2 separate regions of the Homo sapiens genome follow, and region 1 is linked to region 2. Evidence: chromatin contacts called from ENCODE Hi-C data. All regions are on one chromosome and are shown on one strand. Each heading gives the region's core, a stretch centred on a gene start or an enhancer-like site at or near the end of the contact. The rest is flanking DNA. Distances are from core to core; before and after follow the strand shown. Region 1 holds the start of GNL3L (G protein nucleolar 3 like). Region 2 holds the start of CLCN5 (chloride voltage-gated channel 5).

Region 1 (5,240 bases), core at 2,637-5,136, 4.6 Mb before region 2:
GTTCAAGCCCAGCCTGGACAACATAGAAAGACCCTCATCTCTATTGAAAAAAAAAATTAGTGGGGCATAGTGGCAAATGCCTGCTTTCAGTTAGCAAATCTGAAGATCTTTCCATCTAATAGTCTTTCCACACAATACAGTTTTTCCATATAATCTTTCTATATGATACTACTTTATCTTTTAAACAGCCAGAATTCTTAAGTATGCATATATCCTACTTTATTTAACGAGGTAATTTTTGTCTTTTCCATCACTATCAATATTTCTATCATCTAGTATTAGATGTTCCTAAATAAAGTATAATTACCACCTTTCTTGTGTTACTTATAAATATGATTATTTGGTCGGGCATGGTGGTTCACGCCTGCAATTCCAGCACTTTGGGAGGCCAAGGCAGGCGGATCACTTGAGGTCAGGAGTTCAAGACCAGACTGGCCAACATGGCAAAACCCCGTCTCTACTGGTAACAAAGCAAGAGTCCATCTCAAAAAAACATAAAAAATAAAATAAAAGTATGATTATTTGCTTTTGGTATTAACAGTATGATTCTTGATGACATTTTTATGATTATATAAAAAATGTATTTTTTTCCCACCAAGCTGTCCACTGGCAGGGCCAGCATTCACACAGAAAACAGAGCACAATCCTCATCCAGCCTGCCCAGTGCCAGTGTGCTATCCAAATGTTATCATTTTCTTTTCTTTTTTTGTTTTGTTTTATTCCTTTTTTTTTTTTTTGAGACAGCGTCTCACTCTGTCGCCCAGACTGGAGTGCAGTGGCATGATCTTGGCTCACCACAACCTCTGCTTCCCAGGCTCAAGCGATTCTCCTGCCTCAGCCTCCCAAGCAGCTGGCATTACAGGCACGCTCTTAATCACTAGTACAACTTATGGTACCAACTGATAGAGAAAAATGTTAGGACATGTCGGGGTTACAGGCAGTGTGATATGTTTTTATCGCAATTCACCTCAGATCAAGTCACTTAACCTTGCTAAGCTTCAGTTTCCTCATCTGTAAATTGAGAATGGGGCATAATGGAAACATTCTCTTACAAGGAAGTCAGGAGGACAGCAATGATACCATATGAAAAAGATCCAGACTGAGTGATGTGAAACATATTCAACAGTTTTTAAAAGTTGCTGTGAAGGCTGGGCGCAGTGGCTCATGCCTGTAATCCCAGCACTTTGGGAGGCCGACGTAGGCAGATGACTTGCGGTCAGGAGTTCGAGACCAGCCTGGCCAACATGGTGAAACTCCGTCTCTACTAAAAATACAAAAAGTAGCCTGGCATGGTGGCACACACCTATAATCCCAGCTACTCGGTAGGCTGAGGCAGGAAATGCTTGAAACCGGGAGGCGGAGGTTGCAGTGAACTGAGATTGCACCACTGCACTCCAGCCTAGGTGACAGAGCGAGACTCCATCTCAAAACAAAAACCAAAAAAACAAAAAGTTGCTGTGAAATTCTATGAATATTCATTAAAAGCACAGGATTGGGAGGGGTGGTAAAGGAAACTCACTGTGTCTAAGTTTCATCATGATGACCAGCTTGAAAGCAGATAGGTTCAAATCTGCTTGCTCTCTTCCTGTCAGAATGGGAGAAGAAGCAATTTGAAGACAGCTGGGAATCACAATGCCACAAGCCCCCTCCTAAGTCCCCTAAAGGTAAAATGTTAAAGAACATTATGAGGAAGGCGTAATAATTAGGAAAACTGGGAGAAGCTGGAGCTAAAGCCTCATATGGCTGAGTCCACACAGAGAAGGCAGTGTCATACTACCCAAAGGGAGGAATAGGTCTCAACCTCATCCGGGGTGGAGTCAGTGGCTCAAAGCCACTGGGCTTTGAGCCCAGTGGGGTCAAATGGGGTCAGATGGGGTCTTTGGTCCTTATTCCTCCACACTGTAGTGTTATATTCTAGGTAGGGGACTAGTGCTCAACACCTCCACACTGAGGGGAAAGGGACATGCAAGGATGGTCTATTTCTATATGGGGTGATAATAGTGCCTCTTTTCCCAAGTAGGGGATTCTATATCTCATCTACCCTGGGAGAGGTGGTGGGGAAGGGCGTAAATAGATCTCAGGAGTCTACCCTGGGGAAAAGGGGCCTGAGAACAGGGATTCTTACCTGAGTGTCTATATGGATTGAGATAAGTACAAAATCTTGGAGGAGGGGGTAAAAATCTGTGCCTGCATATGCCTGGGGTCTATACCTTGGTGATTTGGGTTGGGGGGATTGCCATCTGTCCCTCTACTCTGGGGTGCAGAGAAACTGGGGAAACCCACAAAGTGGCTGTGTGCATCTCTGCTGCATGGGGAAAGAATCACAGATCTGTTTATCTCTAGATTGTGGGGATGGGTCCTGCGTCTCTTCACCCTGGAGAGGGCTGTGGTACAGGATCGATATGCCTGATTCCACAACTATGCAGCTTTGAATAAGCGGGTCTGCACCTTACCTGCAGTGAGCTATTCTGGACCCTTCTATGGAAGGTGGACTGTGACAACTTTCATCTTTTATGCTGGTTGAAGTCAGCGGCACACTAACACTGAAAGAAATAGGGGCTCTGGTTCTCTGCATGGGTGGTGTGTGGAGGGGGCTGGCAATGCAGCTATAAATTAATAGATCAGCCCTAATACTTGGGGGTGGGGGCGTCTGTGATTCTACCCTGGGTGGAGAGAAACAGATCTGAGCTCCACTACCTTGGGTAAAGGGGAGAGACCATACGCACTGAACTGCCAGGTAATCAGCGATGTCACTCCCTCTCAACATTACAGGGAGGGAGACCTGCATATCTGCTCCTGTGGGGTATCTCCCTTGCTACATTTAGTGATTCTAAATCTTTGGGGGAGGTAGGGGGAGGTAGGGGGATGATCTGTGTCTACCTCAAAGGGAGAGGAACACATCTGAGCCCCTCTACCCCCACGGCCCCTCAAGGGGCAGACCTGACTGTCTCTTCATGGATTAAGGTCTGTTCCTGTTTGCTTCGAAGCATGTTGGGTGCTTCGAAAAATTACACATTCGGTAAAACGGGGGCTACGGAAGTAGGGATCAGGTCTGATTCTCCACAATGGGGACTCACTCTAACCTAAGAGGAGGGGGCAATTGGCTTAGTTGTCCATAAGCTGAGGCCTGTAACTGCAACCACTTTGGGGACGGGTGAGTTGGGGAGCGATACTGAGGGCTCTGAGTCTACGCGTATGGGGAGGAGGTGCCCTCCCTCTGTATATTAAATGTTTCTAAGCTCCTCTATGCTGGTATGGGGGCAGATACATCAAAGCCTCTGTCTGTCCTGAGGAGGTGCCTCGAGACGGCTGTCTAGAGCCAAGCCAAGGAAGTGCCTTAAGTCGGGAGAAGTCTGCGCTGCTCAGCTGGGTGGAGGGAGATGTCTCTACACGGTTGGGGTGGATGTCCCCCATGCCTTTGGTGGGTCGACTCCTGTCTATACAAGGTGAATGCAGAATGAAGCCTCACTATCTTGAGGACGATCAACGCTTCACCACACAAGTGAAGTTTGTGCCTCTCTACACAGTGTGTCCCGGGTCTACACCTTTCTAGGTGGGATGGGGCAATGCCCCTCTCCCGGCAAACTCCACTCCGCGAAAAGGCAATTCGGCGCGTCTCCACGTGTGCCGCGATCCCTGCCCCTCTTCCGGTCCCTTCTACCCTGGAAGGGATCCTGCTGTTTACCTCTCTATTCCAGGTTGGCGGGCATCTCTGGTTTCACATCCAATAGACGATCCTAACTGCCCGGCCGTCTAGGTGAGCGCACATTGTGAGAAAAGAGGAGAGAAGTTTCTTACTTACACTTCCGGCGGGGATCTGAGAAGCGAGGGCAACACGACAACTCGGTTGAGCGAGCAGAAACTCTCGCGCAGCTAGGCTCCGACTTCCGGATCCCAGGCCGGCGGCGCCCGACTCCGCCCACCGTGCGGTCTCCGCGGGGGGGGGGGGGGGGGGGCGGAGCTTCTGACTGACAGCTCACGCCCGCCCGTCCCTTCTTCGCGACCACGCTGGCCCCGCCTCCTGCCTGCCCCGTAGTTAAGGAAATAGCGGAGGAGGGAGAAGGAGGACGGGGAAATGACCGGGAAGAAGCGGCGGGTCGACTGGTGCGGCCATATACCTTACTTGCAAGCCAAAATTTTGTCTGCGGGCATCTGTCTGGGGTTAAATATGCGTGCTCCCAAATCTCAATAACCAGGCAGTCACCACGCCCGAATCAGACAAGGGTGGGGGATGGTGTCTTTGTCTGCCTGGAAGATGGCGACAGCAGGGTGTGAGAAAATGGCCGCCTGGGTCACGTGTCTGGCCGAGTATTTCCCCACCTGAAGTGAATTGGTTAGCTATTCCCAACCACCTTCCCGGGTCCTTGAGCCCCAGACCATCCCTGAGCACTCCTAGCTTTTTCTGCATACGTTCAGATCTATGGCCATACCCAACCCGAGCTGGAGCAGGAGCCAGAACGACTAGAAGCCTCTCCCACACTAGAAGCCTCTCCCACCCTTTTGCCTTCTTCCCCTCCTACTCCATCCTTCCCTCAATCCCGGAGCAGCGTCTGCAGAAGGGAATGAATTTATATCTCTGGAGTGGGGCAAGTAGGGGTTTCTGAAGCCATCTCAAGGAGCTGGCTGGGAAGTGAGGTCTCCCCCACAAAATAGTAAATATTAGTCTGCAAATGTTTTCTTCTTGATGGTTTAATTCCAGCCCCTCCTCTTCCTCAAGCCTAAACCCTGGGGTGGGGCACAGAGTAGGTGGAACTCTGTGCCTCCGAGGGTGGGTTTGTTTCTCCACTTCAAGCACAGACGGGCTGAAAATGACTCCATCTGTCCCTTTATCCCTTACATAAACAGGACTCACTACCTCTCTACATCGTTGGAGGGCTTCTAACCTCTCATCCTAGAGACACATGAAATTCCTCTGGACCTGAAACCAGCCCTGACCACTTTCACCTTTCCCCCTGCATTTGCAATTTTGCTCTGTTTCTCTAAGACCTAACTCTTGTCACTTCGATGAAACCTTCTCTGACTTTCGCAGATGAGTTAGAAACCCAGAGCACCTTACCTATACAGCTAAGCTAGCACTTATCACAATACTGTAGTTGTTTATGTGACTGTGTCTCCACAGGAGGGTGAACTCCCTGAGAGCAGGGGCCATGTATCTTCAAGCTTTCAACAACACCCAGCACAAGACTGGTATGAGGCAGGCTTCAACAACTGTTTGTTAAATGGGTGAGTTTACAGGCCTG
Region 2 (5,822 bases), core at 1,799-4,298:
GAAACAAATGAAAAACACAAATGGGAAAAAATATCCTGTCTCCTGGCATATAACCCCCAATGATCACTTATTTAAATGAAGGGAGTTCTTTTAAATGCTGCTGGCATGGCATTTTCCTACTTCTCCTACAACCCCACTTTTAAATAATTTAAACTTATAGCTAGCAGCAGCTTCTTTTTAAACTAATGTGTTTTGTCCCTGCAAAGACAAAGGGTTAAATTAAAGAACAGCTGGCTGCCTGCCATTGGCTGGGTGGGGAACGGTTGGGTGAGGGTAGAGAATAGAGTAGGAGGAAAAACCAGTTAGAAGAATAAGTGCTAATTTCTTACCCTGCCACATGGCCATCTTGATCCTATCTTCACCCACGCTGGGGTCACAGGCTGAGTTTCCCAGAGCCTCTCAGTTTTGTAGGGAGACTTGATAGAAAGGCAGCTATGTGGCCCTGTTTTCTCCAAGGGGCTAAAGCCCCAAACCTGAAAATGTAAACAGAAAAATGAATACCTAAAAGAAACTATACACTTCAAATGCTTGAAAATTATCTCCTGCTCCTCTCTGAACCTCTCTTTCAAAGATATGCAGGCATGGGTAGTGTCAAGTTTCCCTCTAAGCAGCAAGGTATCTCTGAAGAGAGAGAGATCTGGAGTGAGTTAATGTTGCCACTCAGTGCTATACATTTCTGCATGAATCATTAGAGCTTCAGTAAATGAGGTCTGAGTCTCAGTTGATGAGTTGCTGGATGAAATCACCGTTAAGCACCTTTCCTACCTTGAAGTTTCATGCTTTGGAGACTGAAGAGCAACATTAATATCCAGTGCCCTAACCAACCCCCAAAATACCCAACTTTACATTTAAAAATCAGTAGAAGGAGAGGAAAGTTTATGAATAAAGTTTGGAAACAGATCTTGTATAGGGGAAAAAAAAGGAAGCGGAATAAAAAGTGAAGAGTGATGATACCCTTTGAGTAGTAGTTCTCTCTCCTTGTGTCATTATACTTTCCCACCCTTTGCAAATTTCCTATAGTGAGCGTATATTGCTTTTATAATCAGGGGGAAAATGAACCAAAGAAGAAGAAAAATGTAAAAATGGAATACCAGTTTAAAGAAAACCAAATTAATTCAGCTAATTCCTGTTGTTAAAACTTCAAATCCAGTCCTAGGACAATATTTGCAAAGATATTAAAGGAGTTAGGGGCCGGGTGCGGTGTAATCCCAGCACTTTGGGAGGCCGAAGCAGGCGGATCACCTGAGGTCAGTTCGAGACCAGCCTGGCCAACATGGTGAAACCCCGTCTCTACTAAAAATACAAAAATTAGCCAGGTATGGCGGTGCACTATAATTACAAGTGACGCCTGTAATCCCAGCTACTCGGAAGGCTGAGGCAGGAGAATCGCTTGAACCCGGGAGGGAGGCGGAGGTTGCAGTGAGCCAAGATTGTGCCACTGCACTCCAGCCTGGGCGACAGAACGAGAGCCGGCTCAAACCAAAAAAAAAAAAAAAAATAGGAGCTAGGAATGGGAGAAAAAATGAGAGGTCTGACGACTTAGTTTGACTTAGAGGCTTAACACTCTGCTTGCCCATTTAAACAAGATCTCAGTTAATAAACTGGTCTTCCCTACTTAGCATACAAGCCAATCTGTTTTTTCTAAAAGTCTTCACCTTTTTGACCTGGTGAACATCAAAGTAGATTGTTATTTCCATATCTTTTATACAACCAACACCTCCACCTCCTAAGTGAAAGTGCTAAAGCACAAACACTGAAGGCTAATACTAGCTTGAGAATCGTGTTGGCCTTCTTTAATGACAAAAGGGTTAATGTGTACACCAGTCCCAAAACACCAACAGAGAAAAGACAGTGCTTTGGACAAGGAAAAGTTCGCGAAGTCCAAGAAAACTAGGAACTCACAAACTCCTAGGGTGAATTCAGCAGGAAAAAGCGCTCCGATGACTTCTCTGAGACCTGGGACAGTCTGTTTTGATTTGCCTTTTTTCTTCTCCTATTTCGCGTGCAGTTAAGAAGTAATGATCATCGTCCCGTGGGACTAGGCGAAATTTAACATCCCTGAAGTTAAACCCGAGCAGTTGCTAATAAATGTATGAAGTTTATGTAAAGTTGATTCGTGCTGGTTTTTTATGCTCCAAACTTCTAGATTTCCCTCACTTACTCGGGGCAGCTTCCACTGACGTTATCGCACGGGCACAGGTACAACTTCACTGGGAACTCCAGGCAACTGATTTGCTCTGAAATGTTAATCAAAGGAAACGTGCGTCAATGTAAAGGCAAAGCTTTTCCCGTGTGGATCAAGGCGCTCAAGAGCAAGGCTCGAAAGTCTGGAGAGAACCAGCTACGCGCGTTAAGTGGCAAAAGGAAAACAGCGCAGCAACTACTTTTCCGAGAGTTTCTCCACTTTGCTAAGACCCATACAAAACCAGCGGCAAGTCCAGAGCCGGAGGGAGAAGAGCCGGGCCTCGGCTGAGCTTTGCCAGCCTAAGTCACCCTACCCCAGTCCGGGAAAGGGGACGCAGGCGGCTAAACACTCCGATTCAAAAGCGGGGCGGGCTTGGCGCCGCTCCGCAAGGAAACTTCGCTCGGGCAACCCAGGGACCATAACTCGGAGAACAGGGCTGGGCTCCCGGGAAGACGCCGCTCAGCACTGGCTGGAACTAGCCTGTCTACCTCCTCTAAGCGCCGGGCTGCCAACGCCGGGCGCGGGGAAGCCCCATCTCCGGGGGTCCAAGCCAGCGGGATTGCGCTTCCCCTGTGTCGCTGCGCTTAGGGGGTGCTCCGGGGGTGGGCCGGGGGCCAGCGGCCCGCCAAGGACCTGTTGGGGAAGGGACAGCCCGTTTGCCTTTACCTGTCGCCGAGGTCCGGAGCGGCGGAGCCCGTGTCCGCCGCCGGTGGGCAGCGCGCTCGGTCGGCTCTGGCGTCCAGGACACCAAGTTGAGTGAGCGCCCCACGTAGCCGGCAGAGCTTCATTCACACAGCCCAGCCGGGGAGGAGGGGGAGCGAAGCGGGCGCGCGGCTCATGTGACAGGGCGCCTCGCGAGTATCGGCTCAGCCCAGCCAGCGTCTGCGCGTGCGCGCCACGCCGAGCTCACACCCGGCACCTCTACCCAGCCGAGATGAGGGGAGGCCCGCCGGGGAGGAGCTGCCAGGAGGAGTTTCAACTTGCGCAGCCGCAGTACGTCGGCCCCGCTCGCTGCCATATTTAATGAGGACTGGGCGGGCGGGTCCTATCCCAGTGCTGGGCGTGTCAGTTGCCTTTGAAAACGCAATGCCCCATTGTGTTTCACTATTTCCAGCTTGCAGTGCCTTTTTTTGCTGGGGAGAAGGTTTGTCCTTAGAATGAAACTGTCTATCCTGAGCTTTCGGCCCACAGAGTAATTAGTAGTAGAAATCTAATACTAATAACATTAGATCACATAATTTGAGCTGCTTCTTATGTGCCAGGCACTCTCCTAACCCCTTTACTTTTTTCGTCTCATTTGGTGTTCACAATAACCCCGAGGGTTATTTCTCCATTTTTACTCATAAAAATACACAGGCACAGAAAGGTTAAGTAACTTGTCTAAACTCATATAATAGTAGGAATAGGAATAGTGATCAAACGTAGTGATACTTTTAACAGCCAACTTGATGTTTCCAGCAACGCTGCAAAAACTATACTGCAGTTGTTAGTACTGTATTATCTCCATATTAATCATTACAAAACAGAGGCTCAGAAAAGCTGAAGTCACAGGACTAGTACGTGGTAGAACTGGGAATCCAACCTAGGTCTAACTTACTCCAAAGCCCTTACCCTAGGTTTGAAAGAAACAGCACACCGTTTTGCAGAAGAGAAAACTTAGGCCAAATGGGGTGCACTGACTCACTTAAGATGATCCAGCTAATTAGTTCTTGGCAGACCTGAGACTGGAATCCATATAATCCAAGTAATCTAACTAGAACCAGGGTACTCTACTGCAGTGAACAATTTGGAATGCCTACTTTGGACAAGCTAAGTGGTCAGGGATTTAAAAACCCCTATCCTAGCCCAATCAGCATAAGGCTACCGGGGACAAATTTGTAATCCGACATAGTCAGGCTTTGACCCATTGCAATATGAGAGACTGCACACGGTAGGCATTTCATCAAACAGAAAAACATGGAGTCATTATAGGATTGGAGAGAAGAGTGGAGTTTAGGTGAATTTTAAACAAAGCAGTGTTTTTGGTAAGCTCAAAGCAAAGCAGTACTGTCATTTGGGGTCACCATCAGGTCTGAACTGCAAAGTGAACCCAGAGTTGTGTTTCCTTGGGAACCACAAAATAAAGATAGATGTGGAATGTTGTGTCCAGATACCCCTTATCTGAAGCTCTGCACCTGGGTTGGAAATTGAGGCTGCTTCTCTGTGTCAAAGAAACTTATGTCCTCCAGATGCATGTGGGATGTTTCATTCTTACTGATACGATTTCAAGCAGAAAAGTTTCTGATAATCTACGATTTTAGAGAACAAAGTCTCTCAGTGAATAAAAAAGTGGTGGTCACTGAAATAAAAACATCGTTACCACTTTACAGCTGCAATATGTCCGCCAAAGAAATATTGTTCTCTGTTAAATTTGCATCTGGTTTTATCTGTGTGTTATTCCGGCCTGATGAATGGCCGGATTTTTATTTTTTCAGTCCAAAATTTTTTTGCTTTCTGAGCTGGTAACATTCAGTCCCTTCCTTCAGGCACTCATGGTGTATGGGATAGCCACAAATAACTAGAAAATATCAGTACAGGCCTCTAATAAAGGTAAATCCAAGTGGAGGTAACACCGTTGGCAAAGGTGAGCAGGCAGGAAGTTATATGTGAGGACCCGTGAGTAGTCCTATGTGGTTGAAGTTTAGGGTAAGGAAGTACAGGGGAATTGTGGAAGATAATACCCAGAAGGTAAATTGGGGCCCAATTTTGGAGCATCCTGAATATTGGACTAAGATTTATACCTAATTCAAAAAGTGACTGAGAAAGAATTGAGGTTTCTGAGCAAGGCAATCCTCTTTTGGAATTCATCTTTTAAAAGGTGAATCTAGAGTAATTGTTCAAGGAAAGGTTTGATTGTTTGCTTGATTTTTTTTTTTGTCATTGAAGTAGAAGAAACTGGAGCTTATATGTAGGTCGAGCAGAAAAACTACTGGTGAAATCAATAATAAAGAGGCAAGAGGCCGGGTGCAGTGGCTCACGCCTGTAATCCCAGCACTTTGGGAGGCCAAGGCAGGTGGATCACTTGAGGTCAGGAGTTCGAGACCAGCCTGGCCAACATGATGAAACCCCATCTCTACTAAAAATACATGGCTAGGCATGGTGGCTGGCGCCTGTAATCCCAGCTACTCAGGAGGCTGAGGCAGGAGAATAACTTGAACCCAGGAGGCAGAATTTGCAGTGAGCCGAGATCGCACCACGGCACTCCAGCCTGGGAAACAAGAGCGAAACTCTGTCTCACATACACACACAAAAGAGTCAAGAAAAGGAGGGGATAACTAATGGAGTAAAATAATTGAGAGGCGAGAAATGAGATTCAAAACACAAACTAACCTCGGACACCTCTTCCTCTGATACAGGAAAAAACGGTTTGAAGGATGGCAGTCTGGTTGGAAGGAGACATGTCACGAAACTGCCTCTGCAGAGCAAACATATTGGCTTTACTTAAAGTACATACAGGTTTATTTGGGAGAGCTGGGGAGCGAGTAGGAGGGGTTGGGAGGGAGCAAGGAATTGGGGGGAATTGGGAGTTATAAAAGGGCTGCAGTACACCCAGTTTACCACTTGGTGTCGCCACTGACCGATGACAGCTTGGAGGGCT

What was found. A loop is a pair of places that touch in the nucleus more often than their neighbours do. Pooled maps may share reads with other maps.
Region 1: a pooled map shows a loop between it and region 2 (7-fold over the local background). The contact joins the promoter of GNL3L here to the promoter of CLCN5 in region 2. A Hi-C loop is called at or near these places in 5 of 50 pooled maps.

What each region holds. Positions count from the first base shown.
Region 1 is chrX:54,528,865-54,534,104 of GRCh38, reverse strand. GNL3L (G protein nucleolar 3 like) reads right to left here and starts at 3,886. Exons shown (of 16, transcript NM_001184819.2): 1 at 3,686-3,886; 2 at 1,520-1,585. The coding sequence starts at 1,538. RefSeq lists enhancers at 3,481-3,740, 3,751-3,810, 4,261-4,310, 3,965-4,485.
Region 2 is chrX:49,919,822-49,925,643 of GRCh38, reverse strand. It overlaps CLCN5 (chloride voltage-gated channel 5), which reads right to left and starts at 3,048. Exons shown (of 15, transcript NM_001127898.4): 1 at 2,852-3,048; 2 at 2,162-2,237; 3 at 330-473. The coding sequence starts at 345. RefSeq lists a silencer at 2,737-2,786.